2 separate regions of the Homo sapiens genome follow, and region 2 is linked to region 1. A link is an interaction called in ENCODE POLR2A ChIA-PET data of the cell type or tissue named here. Cell type or tissue: PC-9. All regions are shown on one strand. Links, peaks and the distances in the headings refer to the core of each region. The heading gives the core; the rest is flanking DNA. Region 1 has its middle 4.7 kb from the start of PI4KB. Region 2 has its middle 15 kb from the start of CGN.

Evidence for each region. ChIA-PET counts read pairs that join two places held together with the same protein. Peaks named below come from ENCODE experiments on the same cell type or tissue, not always from the same donor. Only the 100,000 strongest peaks of a DNase experiment are listed, where the experiment ranks them.
Region 2: POLR2A ChIA-PET joins it to region 1 with 16 read pairs; 3 of 35 experiments call an interaction of 5 or more read pairs at or near these places.

Annotation. Positions count from the first base shown.
Region 1 is chr1:151,327,983-151,336,317 of GRCh38, forward strand. No RefSeq gene overlaps it. Among named protein-coding and RNA genes, the nearest start is that of PI4KB, 4.7 kb to the left of the region's middle. In PC-9, for the core only: no CTCF peak of the experiment used is centred there; no DNase peak of the experiment used is centred there; H3K4me3 peaks cover 658 bases; H3K27ac peaks cover 433 bases.
Region 2 is chr1:151,491,819-151,500,153 of GRCh38, forward strand. No RefSeq gene overlaps it. Among named protein-coding and RNA genes, the nearest start is that of CGN, 15 kb to the right of the region's middle. In PC-9, for the core only: no CTCF peak of the experiment used is centred there; DNase peaks (open chromatin) are centred at 3,183 and 3,753; H3K27ac peaks cover 2,125 bases.

The DNA.
Region 1 (8,335 bases), core at 219-8,218:
CGTAATTGCAATCAATGACTTTTCCCCCTCCCGTATGCTACAAGACTCCCTTAGTAAATCAGGCCGTGGGATGGACGCTGGGTTCCTAGAAGGGCGCGCAGGAAGACGGCGGACGGGGAAGACGTTCTTTCTGACTGCCCTTTTCCTACTTATCTTGGAGGACGATGCGGAGTTTAAGCTCCTTAACATTTCGGGAATGGCGCGGTCCAACCGCGTCAGTCTTTTCGCCGTTAGAGGCCCGACTCGAGGCCGTGGTTCTGCCTCCGAGGTCACCAACCTGCCTGGGCAGCCTGTGACCTCCAGCATCCATATGCCCAGCCCTCCAGGGAGGGGCTGGACAGGGCCAGGTTGGGAGAGGTGAGTGAAACGACAAAGGCTTGGAGGGCACAATCCCTTCTTCCAAACAAAACGAAACCATATTAGGCCAAACAAATAAACAAAAACACGCCATGCAAATGGGCCTCTGGTGTTGCTTTTGTGTATTTTTCGTTTGTTTGTTTGTTTTGTAAAGACAGGGTCTTGCTATGTTGCCCAAGCTTGTCTCGAACTGTTAGCCTCAAGCAATCTGCCGGCCTCAGGTACCAAAGTGCTGGGATTATAGGCCCGACCTCGCCCAGCAAGTTTTTTGTGTATTTTTCGGTTAAGATTGTTGATTTAGAGCCCTCTTTGTCCTCAGAACCTCTATCTCAATGCCTTTCCTAGGGCTTTACTTAATATGCAATGCCCCTCATTAGTGCCTTACTTAATACATTGAGGCTAGTTATTTGAGCCCGGGTCTTGAATGCCATCTTCCCTGCCACTTACAAGCCGTTTGATTTGGAATAACTAATGTAACCTCTTTAAACCTCAGTTTCTATGTCTACAAAGAAGACATATGGATGAAGTAATATTAGCCCATTACAGGGTTTTGTTAGGATCAAGAGAGTACAAGTTGCTACTATAGTACTTTATTATTAATTATTGGGACAATCATACAGGATAGATGATGAAAGAGTCACTGCTACAATGTTTAATTGGAAGGCAGAATAAAGTGTAATAGCTTGAAAATGCCTGTGTAAAACATGCAGTATATACAACAGTAGAACAAATGGGGTACCTAACCTAATTGCTGAAGGGACATAGTGGAGTTTAAGTTAATTTGGAAGGCCTATATGTGTATGGACACACACACATACACACACACACACACACACACACACACACACACACACCAGTATATGGTGAATGAATGAATGGAAGGCTTCTTAGAAATATTGTGAGTCAGGTCTTAGAATAGATATTGGATATAACCCAGCAAAATAAAAGACAAGCGAGCATTCTGAAAGCAAAAAAATTGTATGTTGAAGAATATAAATGGGAATTTGCTCATATCATGAGGAGAGGGCAAGCAGACAAGCTAGGTTAAAGCAGGAGTACAGTATGAAAGATGAACAAAGAATGGGGACAAGAGTGCCAAAGATAGTTTAAATTTGTCAGCTGGGCACAGTGGCTCACACCTGTAATCCCAGCACTTTGGGAGGCTGAGGTGGGCAGATTGCTTGAGCTCAGGGGTTTGAGACCAGCCTGGGCAACATGGTGAAACCACGTCTCTTCAAAAATACAAAAATTAGCCTAGCTGGCATGGTGGCATGCACCTGTAGTCCCAGCTACTTAGGAGGCTGAGGTAGGAGGATCACTTGAGCCTGGGAGACAGAGGCTGCAGTGAGCCAAGATCATGCCACTGCACTCCAGCCTGGACAACGGAGTGAGACCCTGTCTCAAAAAAAAAAATCGGCTTGGCGTGGTGGCTCACGCCTGTAATCCCAGCACTTTGGGAGTCCGAGGTGGGTGGATCAGTCGAGGTCAGGAGTTTGAGACCAGCCTGACCGACTTGGTGAAACCCTGTCTCTACTAAAAATACAAAAATTAGCTGGGCATGGTGGTGGGTGCCTATAATCCCAGCTACTAGGGAGGGTGAGGCAGGGAATCACTTGAACCTGAGAGGCAGAGGTTGCAGTGAGCCGAGATTGCGCCATTGCACTCCAGCCTGGGCAACAGAGCGAGACTCCATCTCAAAAAAAAAAAAAAAATTCTCACCACTGGTCTGGATTGGGGAGAATCACCAGTCCACATGTTAGGCCCACCAGCTCTTGGCCAGCTTCCAATCAGCTGTCCCGCAAATATCATGAGGCGATGACCCTGCTTTAGCCTAGAGTTTAAAATGTCATGTATCCCCTCAAGGGATAACCTTCCAAACAGCCACAAGACTAGCCTTTTGAAACATTGTAGAAAGACATGTGACAACCTTTTTTATAGTAGGAAGTTTTCTTATTTTCCAATGACAGAAAAAATTTCAGAAACATCTCTTCAAATTTGAAGCAGGAACTTTTTATAGCTAGTCAGTTATAGACCACCCTACTAAAAATACACACACACACAAACATAAGTAGAAGATTTTAAGTTTCCTATTTATAGCTCTAAGGGTTCATATGTATAAATTTCTTTCTTTCTTTTTTTTTTCTTTTTGAGACAGAGTCTCCCTCTGTCGCCCAGGCTGGAGTGCAATGGTGCAATCTTGGCTCAAGGGACCCTCCTCCACCTCCTGGATTCAAGCGATTCTTCTGCCTCAGCCTCCCGAGTAGCTGGGATTACAGGCATGCGTCACCATGCCCAGCTAATTTTTGTATTTTTAGTAGAGACGGGGTTTCACCATGTTGGCCAGGATGGTCTTGATCTCTTGAACTCGTGATCCGCCCGCCTCGGCCTCCTAAAGTGCTGGGATTACAGGCGTGAGCCACTGTGCCTGGCCCATATGTATAAATTTCTTTGCATCCCTTTATGACTGTCTTTCTGCCGTTTTCGGGAGGGTTTCTTTTTTTTTTTTTTATCATCTTCTGTTTTTTGTTTTTGTTTTTTTTGAGACAGGGTCTTGCTTTTTTGCCCAGGCTGGAGTGCAGTGGCGTGATCTCAGCTCACTGCAAACTCTGCCTCCCGAATTCAAGCGATTGTCGTGCTTCAGCCTCCCAAGTAGCTGGGATTACAGGTGCACGCCACCACGCCCAGCTAATTTTTGTATTTTTAGTAGAGATGGGGTTTCACCATGTTGCCCAGGCTGGTCTCGAACTCCCAACCTCAGGTGATCTGCCCACCTTGGCCTCCCAAAACGCTGGGATTATAGGTGTGAGCCACTGTGTCTCTACCAAAATCACAAAAATTAGCGAGACGTGGTAGTATGCACCTGTGGGAAGGCTTAGGCAGGAGAATTGCTTGAACCTGGGAGGTAGAGGTTGCAGTGAGCTGCAATCATGCCACTGCACTCCAGCCTGGGTGACAGAGTGAGACACACACACACACACACATACACACACACACACACAAAGATTGAATGCAGAAGCAGATATGAGAACCCAGTCTGACATTAAAGAAATTTCCCCCTTTAAAAACAATGCCAATTGTCTCATTGATTTTTTTTCTTGTTTCGGAAAATATAGTTATTTTTCAAAAATGATTTAGTTCATATATATATATATATATATTTTATATATATATTTTTTTCTTTTTCTTTTTTTTTTTTTTAATTGAGACAGAGTCTCACTCTGTTGTCCAGGCTGGAGTGCAGTGGTGCCATCTCAGCTCACTGCAACCTCCGCCTCCCGGGTTGGAGCCATTCTCCTGCCTTAGCTTCCTAAGTAGCTGGGATTACAGGCACCCACCACCACACCCAGCTAATTTTTGTTATTTTCGTAGAGACAGTGTTTCACCATGTTGGCCAGGCTGGTCTCAAACTCCTGACCTCAAGTGATCCACCCGTCTCGTCCTCCCAAAGTGCTGGGATTACAGGCATGAGCCACCACACCCGGCCAAAAATATTTTTTAAATAAATATTTTGACTAAGTTATGTTTTCCTCCCCCTGATTTGTCTTTTTTCTCCTCAGTCTCCTTAGTTGTCAAATTGTAAAACTGAATGCCATTCTCTCCCCCCACATTAAATGTAAAAGCATAACATTTGCGGCTGCGTACGGTGGCTCACGCCTGTAATCCCAGCACGTTGGGAGGCTGAAGTGGGTGGATCACCTGAGGTCAGGAGTTCAAGACCAGCTTGGCCAACATGGTGAAACCCTGTCTCTACTAAAAAAAAAAAAAAAAAAAAAATACAAAACAGCCAGGCCTGGTGGTGGGTGCCTGTAATCCCAGCTACTCAGGAGGCTGAGGCAGGGAGAATTATTTAAAACCAGGAGGCAGAGGTTGCAGTGAGCTGAGATTGCATCACTGCACTCCAGCCTGGGTGACGGAGTGAGACTCTGTCTCAAAAAAGAAAAAAAAAAAATAAAAAAGCTTAACATTTGTGATATGCTCTAAAATTTCTCACTTCACCGAATCTGTTTTTAAAAAATTCTTTTGATTAAAAAAAAAAAAATCACTCACCTCTATGTGAGATCCCAAGGAGCCACTATAGATGTAGATGGTTTTGCACTTGGATGATGGGTGACCCTATGGGAACCTATGCTATCCTGTGTACACACGAAGCCTCTAGCTTTGGTAGGAAAGTACGTATATGTTTTGCACATCGAGGTGTGGGGAGGGCAGGAAATTACCAACAGAGTAAGATAATGTCATTTGTTTGTCTTGTTTACAAACTGGGGAAAGAAGTTGGCTTATTCAAAAGTCAGTAAAATACAACTCCAGTTATATCTTTTTTCCTTTTTTTTTTTAAGACTGAGTCTCACTCTGTTGCCCAGGCTGGAGTGCAATGGTGCAATCTTGGCTCACTGCAACCTCTGCTTCCCAGGTTCAAGCAATTCTCCTGCCAAAGCCTCCCAAGTAGCTGCGATTACAGGCATGAGCCACCACTCCCAGCTAATTTTTGTATTTTTAGTAGAGACAGGGTTTCACCATGTTGGCCAGGCTGGTCTCAAACTCCTGGACTCAAGAGATCTGTCTGCCTCGGCCTCCCAAAGTGCTGGGATTACAGGTGTGAGCCACCACACCTAGCCTCCAGTTATATCTTAAACACCCTTGAGTTAAAGAAACTTTTATAAGAGAGTGAATTTTTTTCCTGAACAATATATAGATATTTAGATACATAGGCTTTTTTTCAGGGTAATGAAAAAGAAGCCAGCAGTTATTGCTTGAGCCCCCTACTGTGTATGAATACAAACATTAACTCATTTATTCCTCATTACAAGCAAATGAAACAGATTTTATTCCATTTTAGGGAAACTGAGCTTCAGAATAGTTAAGTCATTGTGGGTTTGTTGTTGAGACAGGGTCTCGCTCTACCCAGGCTGGAGTGTAGTGGTGCCATCTCGGCTCACTGCAGCCTCGATCTCCCAGGCTCAAGTGATCCTTCCACCTCAGCCTCCTGAGTAGCTGGAATTACAGGAGCACAGCACCACGCCCAGTTAATTTTTTGTATTTTTTTGTAGAGATGAGATCTCGCCATGTTGCTGAGGCTGGTCTTAAACTCCTAGGCTCAAGCAATCCTCTGCCTCACCTCCCAGAGTGCTGGGATTACAGGTGTGAGCCACAGAGTCTGGCCTGATTATTCCAGTAAACAAATGCCTCCCTCTGAACTTTTTTACTTTTAGAGATGAGGTCTTGCTCTGTCTCTTAAGGCTGGGGTGTAATGGCACAATCATCGTTCACTTCAGCCTCGAAATCCTGGGCTCAGGCAGTCCTCCCACCTCAGCCTCCCAAGTAGCTAGGACTACAGGTGCATGTCCCATTGCCTGGCTTTATGAACATTTCTTTTCTTTTTTTATTTTGAGACAGGGTCTTGCTCCTCTGTCACCCAGGCTGGAGTGCAGCGGTGCCATCTCAGCTCACTGCAGCCTCCACCTCCTGGGCTCAAGCAGTCCTCCTACTTCAGCCTCCCAAGTAGCTGGGTCCACAGGTGCGTGCCACTATGCCTGGCTAATTTTTTTGTAGAGATGGGGTTTTGCAATGTTGCCCAGGCTGTTCTCGAGCTCTTAGGCTCAAGCAATCCTCCCACCTCAGCCTCCCAAGTAGCTGGAATTACAGGCCTGGCTCCACTGTGCCCAGCCTGAGCATTTTTTTTTTGAGACAGATTCTCCCTCTGTTGCCCAGGCTGGAGTGCAGTGGTGCAATCTCGGCTGACTGTAACCTCCACCTCCCAGGTTGAAGCAATTCTCGTGCCTCAGCCTCCTGAGTAGCTGGGATTACAGGCACACGCCACCATGCCAGGCTAATTTTTTTTTTGTATTTTTAATAGAGGCGAGGTTTTACCACGTTGGCCAGGCTGGTCTTAAACTCCTCACCTCAGGTAATCCGCTTGCCTCAGCCTCCCAGAGTGCTGGGATTACAGGTGTGAGCCACCATGCCCGGCCAACCTGAGCATTTCTATATACTGTGAGATATATGTATCTGTGTTCAGCCAACTCTCTGTATAAAACGCTGAACAGATTTTTCACATAGGATGGAATCAGCAGGGTGTTTTTGGATGAAGAAGTAGTACTACTGAGAAACCACAACATGAAGTAAAACACTTAAGACAAATATACAGTGACATTAATTCCCCCATTTATTATGCTGTGTGAATGTGTAGCATTTGCTTTAATTTCTAAAGAAGGCTGATTATTAGCTACAAAAATAAACAATAGATTCATTTATTTGAGGCCATAGACTACACATATAGAGTTTGCCTTGGTTTAACAGCAAAAGGTTATTTTTTATTTTTATTATTTTTTTGAGATGGAGTTTTGCTCTTGTTGCCCAGGCTGGAGTGCAATGGCGCAATCTCAGCTCACTGCAACCTCCACCTCCCAGGTTCAAGCAATTCTCCTGCCTCAGCCTCCCGAGTAGCTGAGATTACAGGCATGCGCCACCACACCTGGCTAATTTTTTTTTTTGTATTTTTAGTAGAGATGGGGTTTCTCCACGTTGGTCAGGCTGGTCTTGAACTCCTAACCTCCAGTGATCCGCCCACTTTGGCCTCCCAAAGTGCTGGAATTACAGGTGGGAGCCACCGTGCCCGGCTATTATAGCAAAAGTTTATTTTAAATTTTAGTAAATTTATGATAAACTAAAATGAATAATAGAACTGGAAAAGGTAATGGGAGTGGAGAACGGGAAATTGTGGAGAAGGAGAAGAGTGAGGAATGGTAGGAAGGAAGTGGTACTCCCCCAAATCTTAGTTTAGGCCTTCATCTAAAAAACTGAAGATTGCTTAAACTACAGAGGAATAACTTGTTTCATGTTATATATTTTAAAATAGGGTGGAATAGGTTACTTTAAAACCCCGTAACACTCATTAAAATCTCAAAATCATTCAGTGCTGTGGTATTCTAAAGTGAATGGATTCATCCTCAATCTCAGTCATGGTGAGGGCAATATTTATTTGGATGAGTCTTATCTATTCTATCACCAGTGGTTTATTTTACCATATGCCTGTTACCTCTCATCTGTCTGCATCCTGGTCCAGTCCTTCATTTCCTTCCACATGGATAATGGCAACAACTGCCTGGCTCAGTCCTTTAACTCCAGTTTCTCCATCCTTTAATGCAAACTTCATGCCTTTCATTCATTCATTTATTCAACCAACAGATAACTATAATGGTTGTTTATTCTTAGTTTATTTTACTTAATTATTGAGACAGGGTCTTGCTGTGTCACCTAGGCTGTAGTGTAGTGGCACCATCTGGGCTCACTGCAGTCTTTTTGCCCAGGCTGGAGTGCAATGGTGCAATCTCAGCTTACTGCAACCTCCGCCTCCCCCATTCAAGTGATTCTCCTGCCTCAGCCTCCTGAGTAGCTGTGATTACAGGTGCCCCCCCACCAAGCCAGACTAATTTTTTGTGTGTTTTTAGTAGAGATGGGGTTTCACCATGTTGGTCAGGCTGGTCTTGAACTCCTGACCTCAGGTGATCTGCCTGCCTTGGCCTCCCAAAGTGCTGGGATTACAGGCGTGAAACCGTGCCCGGCATTTTTCTTTTTTTTTTAGACGGAGTCTCGCTCTGTAGCCCAGGCTGGAGTACAGTGGTGCCATCTGGGCTCAATGCAACCTCCGCCTCCTGGGTTCAAGCTATTCTCCTCCTTCAGCCTCCTAAGTAGCTGGGATTACAGGTGCCTGGCACCACACACGGCTAATTTTTATATTTTTAGGTTTCACCATGTTGGTCAGGCTGCTCTCGAACTCCTGACCTCAAGTGATCTGCCTGCCTCGGCCTCCCAAAGTGCTGGGATTAGAGGCATGAGCCACCACGCCCGGCCTCTCTGCAGTCTTGAACTCCCAGGCACAAGTGATCCTCCCACCTCAGCCCCCTGAGTACCTGGGACTATAGGCACGTACCACAACGCCTAATTTAAAAAAGCTTTTTTGTAGAGACAGGGTCTCACT
Region 2 (8,335 bases), core at 166-8,165, 160 kb after region 1:
CTGTTCTCATTGCACCTGCCAGATGCAGGACTCTAATCTGATTGTGAGTCATAAGACCCTGATTGCAGAGAGGGTCCTACCCCGTAGCCTGGAGGAAGGAAGGCTGCATAGAGAGACCAAGAAGAATCTAACAGACATGCATCTCTCCATTCACATCCTCTGTCATATCCTTTCTAATAAGCTGGTAAACGAAGTGTCTCCCTTAGTTCTGTGAGCTGCTCTAGCAAATGAATTGAGTCCAAAGAGGGGGCTGTAGGAGCCCCAACTTGAATCTGCTGGGTCAGAAATTCTGGAGTCTTGGGTTTTGACTGGTGTCTGAATGGGGTGGGTGGGGGCAGTTTTGGGGTTTGAGCCCTCAACCTGTGGCCTCTTGGTAGATGGTGTCAGAATCGAATTAGAGGACACCCAGCTGGTGTCTGCTGCAGAACTGATTGCTTGTTTGCTGGTGGGGAGAAATCCTCCATATTTGGTCACAGGAGTCTTCTGTCTGTGTTGATTGTTACTGTTGAGTGAGATAACAGGAACAAACACTCTGAGTTTGTGTGTTTTCCCACACACAAGATCCCTATCTCCATTCTCCCTCCTGCTTCAGTCTTCCTTCTCTGAGGTTCTCAGATGCCCTCCCACCTCCTATATCCCCTCCAGTGTCCTGCACTTTCCTTCTTTGCCCTCTGACTTGAACCTAACAATGGTAAGTTTTCTTTGAAGTCTGATGCTACTTTCTAGCCTTGCTTGCCAAAGGTTGAGATTACCCCCACCTATGGCCATAAACTTGTTTTGTATCTATTAATTTATTTAAATTTCTTTCCTATTTAGGGTAGCTGGCAGGTATTATTAGTACCGAGTCTCCAGTGCAACTCTAAGCAAGAAGTTGCTCCTTCTAATACTGGGGACTGCAGGCCGGGCGCGGTGGCTCACGCCTGTAATCCCAACACTTTGGGAGGCCAAGGCGGGCAGATCACAAGGTCAGGAGAATGAGACCATCCTGCTAACACGGTGAAACCCCGTCTCTACTAAAAATACAAAAAATTAGCCAGGCGTGGTGGTGGGTGCCTGTAGTCCCAGCTACTCAGGAGGCTGAGGCAGGAGGATGGTGTGAACCCGGGAGGTGGAGCTTGCAGTGAGCCGAGATCACGCCACTGCACTCCAGCCTGGGCAACAGAGTGAGACTGCGTCTCAAAAATATATATATATATTGGGGGCTGCAAAAAGTAAAGACAGGGAATTTGAGAAGGAGTGCTGGTATACGGGGGAAGTTACTTTGCTTGGTTTGTCTGTGTCCTAAGTAGAGATGAGACGTACAAGTGCAAAAGTTCTGGAGAAAGTTAAATACTGATTCAGTACATGGATGAGAGGTCGGTGTTTAAAATGGAGATTTGAAAGTTGTCTGCTTTTGGAGGTGGCAGGAGAAAGCATGAGAGTGAATGAGCCACTGAAGGGGAAGAGTGGAGGGCAGAGGAAAGGAAAGAGCTTTTTCACAGCTATGGGGAATAGCTGAGAAAGGAAAAAAGTACCCACAGGGACAGGGGAGGGCTAGAGCTGTAGAAAATAATAGAGCAGTGGTATAGAAATCCAAGGAGAAAAGAGTGTGAAAAAATAGGGAGCAGAAGCACAAGAGACATCCGGTAGAAGGAGGACTCAGAAAAGCCTTCAGTTTCCAAGCTCAACTGCAGGTGAGGGACAAGGGAACTTGGAATTACTGCATATAAACTGCTTGAAGATGGTGAATAGAAAGGAAAGAAATATGGCCAGGTGCGGTGACTCACACCTGTAATTCCGGCACTTTGGGAGGCTGAGGCGGGCAGATCTCCTGAGGTCAGGAGTTCAAGACCAGCCTGGACAACATGATGAAACATCATCTCTACCAAAAATACAAAAGTTAGCCGGGTGTGATGGCACACACCTGTAGTCCCAGCTACTTGGGAGGCTGAGGTAGGAGAATCTCTTGAACCCAGGAGGTGGGCCAAGATTGCGCCACTGCACTCCAGCCTGGGCGACGGAGCAAGACTCTGTCTCAAAAAAAAAAAAAAAAAAAAAAAAAAAAAGCAGAGCAGCTACAAGTTACAAGTTGCAAAAGGGTTAGGATAAGGATAAGATTCTTCTCTACACCTTTTTGAGGGCAGAAGGTAACTCAGATGTTACTTCCAGAAGGTGGAATTAAGATGTTGGCCTTTAGTTTCCTCACTCAGTAGGAAGTAAGCTCATGAAGGCAGGGATTGCTGCCTATTGTTGACTTCTGCTATATTCCAAGAGCCTAGAACAGTGCCTGGTACCTGGTAGGTGTTCGATAAATATTGCTGAATAATAGAGCTCAGGAATTAAGTCTAGACACTAGGAAGAGAGGCTGGCTGTAGAATAAGGATACACTGGGTGTGGTGGCTCATACCTGTAATCCTAGCACTTTGGGAGGCCGAGGTGGGAAGATCACTTAAGGCCAGGAGTTCGGGATCAGCCTGAGCAACATAATGAGCCCCCATCTGTACCAAAAAAAAAACAAAAAAACTAAAAACATTTTTTATCTATATAATTTTCTTTTTTTTGAAATAGAGTCTCACTCTGTTGTGCAGTGGCACGATCTTGGCTCACTGCAACCTCTGCCTCCGAGTTCAGGTGATTCTCCCACCTCAGCCTCCTGAGTAGCTGGGATTACAGGTGCACGCCACCATGTCCAGCTAATTTTTGTAGTTTTAGTATACAGGGTTTTGCCATGTTGGCCAGGCTGGTCTCGAACTCCTGACCTCAAGTGATCCACCTGCCTCAGCCTCCCAAAGTGCTGGGATTACAGGCATAAGCCACCACATCTGGCAAATATATTTTTAAAAAATAGAATTAGGGATAAGTATCTCTTTCTTTTAGACCATGAGGAAGATTTATGAGCTAGAGGTAAGGAAGAGACTTAGGCCTGCTAGCTCTGGGCTGAATGCTATGGTACCCAGTGAGTTTAGACTATTGGAGGGCAGGCCTGTTAGGGGACTGAGGTCAGAAATCCCCTCCTGCTTCCATATAGGCAGCCAAGAGCTGGCCTGGGACACCAGCTGGGTGCTTTTCCCAGCCGTTTGCATTCCAGCCTGTATACAATGAAGAAAGAGTGACAGTGTGGTGACATGATTTAGGTTAATGAGCTACTGATCACCTGCCAAGTGGGTGGGAAGTTTTTTTTTTTTTCTGCCCACTTCTGTAGAAAAAATTTTTTATGAATGACTCATCTTGTCTCATTACTCAGAGTACAAATTTGTGAGCTGGTAATAAGAGGTCAAAACCTAAGGAGAACATATCCACCCCCACTCTCCAACACCCAGTTTCTGGTAGATGGATATGCTCATTATCTTGATTGTGGTAAAAATTTCATGGATGCATACATATGTCAGAACTATCAAATTGCACACTTTACATTTGTGCAGTTTACTGTTTGTCAGTTACACCTCAGTAGGGCTGTTTATGAAAAGGAAAAATCTTATATGTAAACTTTTTATAATCACAGAGTTTGGATACTTAATTTATTAACTTGCACATATAAATTTATCTAATTCATCTTTGCAGTCAAAGAGAAAGTCATTTCTAGAAAAAAAAAAACTGAATAATCATTTTGGGGAAAACAAAGGACAGCCTAGGGAGACTAGATACAAAGAGTGTCATTGTAGAATTTCTAGCCACACACCAGAATAAACTAGCCTCTCCCACTCCTGAGGGGAGAAATGAGGAAAAAGTCTTTGCTTAGCTGGAGTGAGAATGTTGCATTCTTTTGTAAGCTTTTTGTAATTCTTTGTTTATCTAGTTGACTTTCTCCTTGAGACCAGCCTTTCCTTCTCCGCTTCAATCTACAGGAAATCCTCCCTCTCCTATAGAGAGAAAGACAACTTTCTCCTAGGGAAGCCAGTTGTTCTGCCACTCTGCTGGCCCGAGGCTTCTATTTCTTAGTCCCCCTGATGTGCTACAAAACTTGAGAGACACAAATCTATCAAGTCTCTCAACTCCCTTATTCTAAAATGATACAGGCACATGCCACCATGCCCGGCTACTTTTTGTACTTTTTGTAGAGATGGGGTCTCACTACGTTGCCCAGAATGGTCTTAAACTCCTGACCTTAAGCAATCCCTGCACCTTGACCTCCCAAGTTCTGGGATTACATGCATGAGCCACTGCACTCAGGCATAAATTTGTGTTTTTTAAGCCACTAAATTTGTGGTACTTTGTTATAGCAGCCATAGAAACTAATACAAACGTTACCTGACACACAGTAGATAATCAATAAGCATTTGTTACTTGACCAACTTATATCTGGTACTTCAGCCAATAATAAAAATAATACTTCACGCCAGGAGCAGTGGCTCACGCCTGTAATCCCAGCACTTTGGGAGGCCAAGGCGGGTGGATCACGAGGTCAGGAGAAGCAGACCATCCTGGCTAACAGGGTGAAACCCCATATCTACTATAATTACAAAAAATTAGCTGGACATGGTGGCGGGCGCCTGTAGTCCCAGCTACTTGGGAGGCTGAGGCAGGAGAATTGCTTGAACCCAGGAGGCAGAGGTTTCAGTGAGCCGAGATCGTGCCACTGCACCCCAGCCTGGGCGACAGAGTGAGACTCCATCTCAAAAAAAAAAACAAAACACACACACAAAAAACTAAAAACCTTCACAATAGCAAAATGTGTTTAAATTCTTAATCTCATTTTGTTGTCACACTTATTAGCCTTACTTTATAGATAAGGAAATGGAAAATCAATTGCCCAAAGTCATATATATATATATATATATATATATATATATATATATATATATATATGTATTTTTTTTTTTTTTTTTTTGAGACAGTCTCGCTCTGTCACCCAGGCTGGAGTACAGTGGCATGATCTTAGCTCACTGCAACCTCTGCCTCCTGGGTCCAAGTGATTCTCCTGCCTCAGCCTCCCAAGTAGCTGGGATTACAGGTGCCAGCCACCATGCCCAGCTAATTTTTGTTATTTTCAGTAGGGATGGGGTTTCACCATGTTAGCCAGGCTGACCTTGAACTCCTGACCTCAGGTGATCCACCCGCCTTGGCCTCCCAAAGTGCTGGGATTACAGATGTGAGCCACCACTCCCGGCTGAAATCCCATATATTTTAAGAAGCAAAAAGTAGATTTAGAACTGACATCCTAGTTTTCTCTTTTAATGACATTGTGTCAACAATAAATGACATGTAAAAAAAATCACTCACAATCCTTTGACTCTATTTAATAGATCAACCAGTTTTATTTTTCCATGTCTTCAAGGTCTCATCCATACAAATACACATTAAAAATATTTATGCCAGGCCAGGTGCGGTGGCTCACGCCTGTAATCCCAGCACTTTGGGAGGCCAAGACGGGTGGATCACGAGGTCAGGAGATGGAGACCATCCTGGCTAACACCGTGAAACCCCATCTCTACTAAAAATACAATAAAAATTAGCCGGGCATGGTGGCGGGCGCCTGTAGTCCCAGCTACTCAGGAGGCTGAGGCAGGAGAATGGCATGAACCTGGGAGGCGGAGCTTGCAGTGAGCTGAGATCGCGCCACTGCACTCCAGCCTGGGCGAGAGAGCGAGACTCCGTCTCAAAAAAAAAAAAAAAAAAAAAAATTTATGCCAGGTGCGGTGGCTCATGCCTGTAATCCCAGCACTTTGGGAGGCTGAGGCAGGCGGATCACCTTAGGTCAGGAGTTCAAGACCAGCCTGGCCAACATGGTGAAACCCCGTCTCTACTAAAAATACAAAAATTAGCCGAGTGTGGTGGTGGGTGCCTGTAGTCCCAGCTACTTGGGAGGCTGAGGCAGGAGAATTGCTTGAACCAGGGAGGTGGAGGTTGCAGTGAGCTGAGATTGCGCCACTGTACTCTAGCCTGGGTGACAGAGCAAGACTCCGTCTCAAAAAAAAAAAAAAAAAAAAAAAAGGGGCCAGGCGCAGTGGCTCATGCCTGTAATCCCAGCTCTCTGGGAGGCGGAGGCAGGCAGATCATGAGGTCAGGAGATCGAGACCATCCTGGCTAACACAGTGAAACGCCGTCTCTACTAAAAATACAAAAAATTTGCTGGGTGGCGGACACCTGTAGTCCTAGCTACTCGGGAGGTTGAGGCAGGAGAATGGCGTGAACCCGGGGGGCAGAGCCTGCAGTGAGCCGAGATGGTGCCACTGCATTCCAGCCTGGGCGACAGAGTGAGACGCCGTCTTAAAAAAAAAAAAATATGGCCAGGTGCAGTGGCTCATGCCTGTAATCCCAGCACTCTGGGAGGCCGAGGTGGGCAGATCACGAGGTCAAGAGTTCGAGACCAGCCTGGCCAACATAGTGAACCCCCATCTCTACTAAAAATTTAAAAATTAGCCGGGTGTGGTGGCACTCACCTGTAGTCCCAGCTACTCAGGAGGTTGAGGCGGGAGAATCGCTTGAACCTGGGAGGCAGAGGTTGCGGTGAGCCGAGATCGCACCATTGCACACCAGCCTGGGTGACAAGGTGAGACTCCATCTCAAAAAAAAAAAAAAAAAATTATAACTATATGGTGTATGTGTAAATATATGCATATATATAACTATATATAAACTACAGAAACCTTATATGTGCATATATATACAGTTTTCATTTTCTCTGTTCAATATTATTTTATCACCCAGTACATTGGTTTGGATTCTCTGAGAAGGAGATGCTCAAAGTTAGGAGCAGAAGAGGTTTATTGGGGGTAATGCCTGTGAAGGATATAGGGAGAGGAAGCAGGATGGATAGGGAGAGCCTCAAGTCATGATGCGGATCTGACAAAGTCTCAGTCAACTCCGCGGGAGACGAGGGGCAAAGTTGGGCAGAAATGGCCAGGCTTTAGCATGCACACCATGCTCAATCGTTGTCTGGAGGCTGCCTGGGAAGAGTGTGGTCTTAACATGAACATGATCGTGAATCCTGAAGTTGCTGTAGCTGGAAGCTGTGAGATAACTGCACTCCTACAGCTGAACAGAAAGTTCTTTTGTGAAAGGAATCCAAATGGGGTACCTCCATGGCTGCTCCAGTCTACCCTTTGTATCATGTGGATTCACTTCTCCAGACATAATTGGGCAGGGCTTCTCTTCCTGTGAAAAACTTAGATGAGCGTGATTAGTGGAATAATATACAGCCCCCATTGCTGCAGTTGTTCTTGGAGGTGCAACAGGTACTCATTGTTTCCTTCTTCTACTCTAAATCCCTCTTGCCCTCAGCTATCACTTCTACTAGTCTCAGTGGCTTACTGATGCTGTGGCCCAAACCCTAATTCCTCAGGGGTCTGAGGCCCCTTTCTCAGGCCAGGGTTGCTGCATTTATCATTCATAGTCATAACTAAGCAAAGGAGTACCAAGAAATGCCCAAGTCGCAGTGGCGCATGCCTGTAATCTCAGCCCTTTGAGAGGCTGAGGCGGACGGATGACCTGAGGTCAGGAGTTCGAGACCAGCCTGACCAACATGGTGAAACCCCATCTCTACTAAATACAAAAAATTAGCAGGGTGTAGTGGCGCATGCCCGTAATCCCAGCTATTTGGGAGGCTGAGGCAGGAGAATCACTTGAACCTGGGAGGCGGAGGTTGCAGTGAGCCAAATGGCGCCATTGCACTCCGGTCTGGGCAACAAGAGTGAAACTCCATCTAAAAAAAAAAAAAGAAGAAAGAAATGCCCAAGTGAGTCACCACACATATTCTTCCCTGCCCCAATTGTAAAACAGCAGCCCCACCTCTTCCCTGATCAGGGTCAATTACACTGGCAATATGATAATGATAATTTCTCTTCTTACTTGGTGATTCCTGAATACAAGGAGTTCAAAGTGCACAAGTGGTAGCCATACCATGTAACTTAATGTGACCTTTCCTGGAAGAGTATGGCCCTTTGGGGATCAGAATGTCTCACCATGCGGAGCCCAGAGCTGCAGAATAGGAAGCATAAAGTCCCTCAGTGGGTTACTGAGAGCGATGATAAGTGGGGCTATACTTTTTCTGCTCCAGATGTCACTCAGAGCAGGCAGTCTTTCGTGCCACCTAGTATATGAGTCTAAGCAGTGTTTCTAGTGTGGAAAGTGTTGCCTTCAGAACCTGAAGAGACCTGCCAGGTACTTCGATTCCGTCTTTGTGGTAGGGGATGCAAGATGCAGCAATTTGTCTTTTACTTTAGAAAGGATGTCCTGGCATGTCCCTTAAACACCAAACTCCTAAAACACCGACTGAGGTGATCATCCTCTGAATCTTAGGGATCTCTTCCATGATCTGGAGGACATGTGTCTTACCAAAGCCTCTAGTATGCTAGCTACTCTTGCTCATCCTGACTGACAGGCATGATGTCATTGATATAATGGATCAAAGTGATGT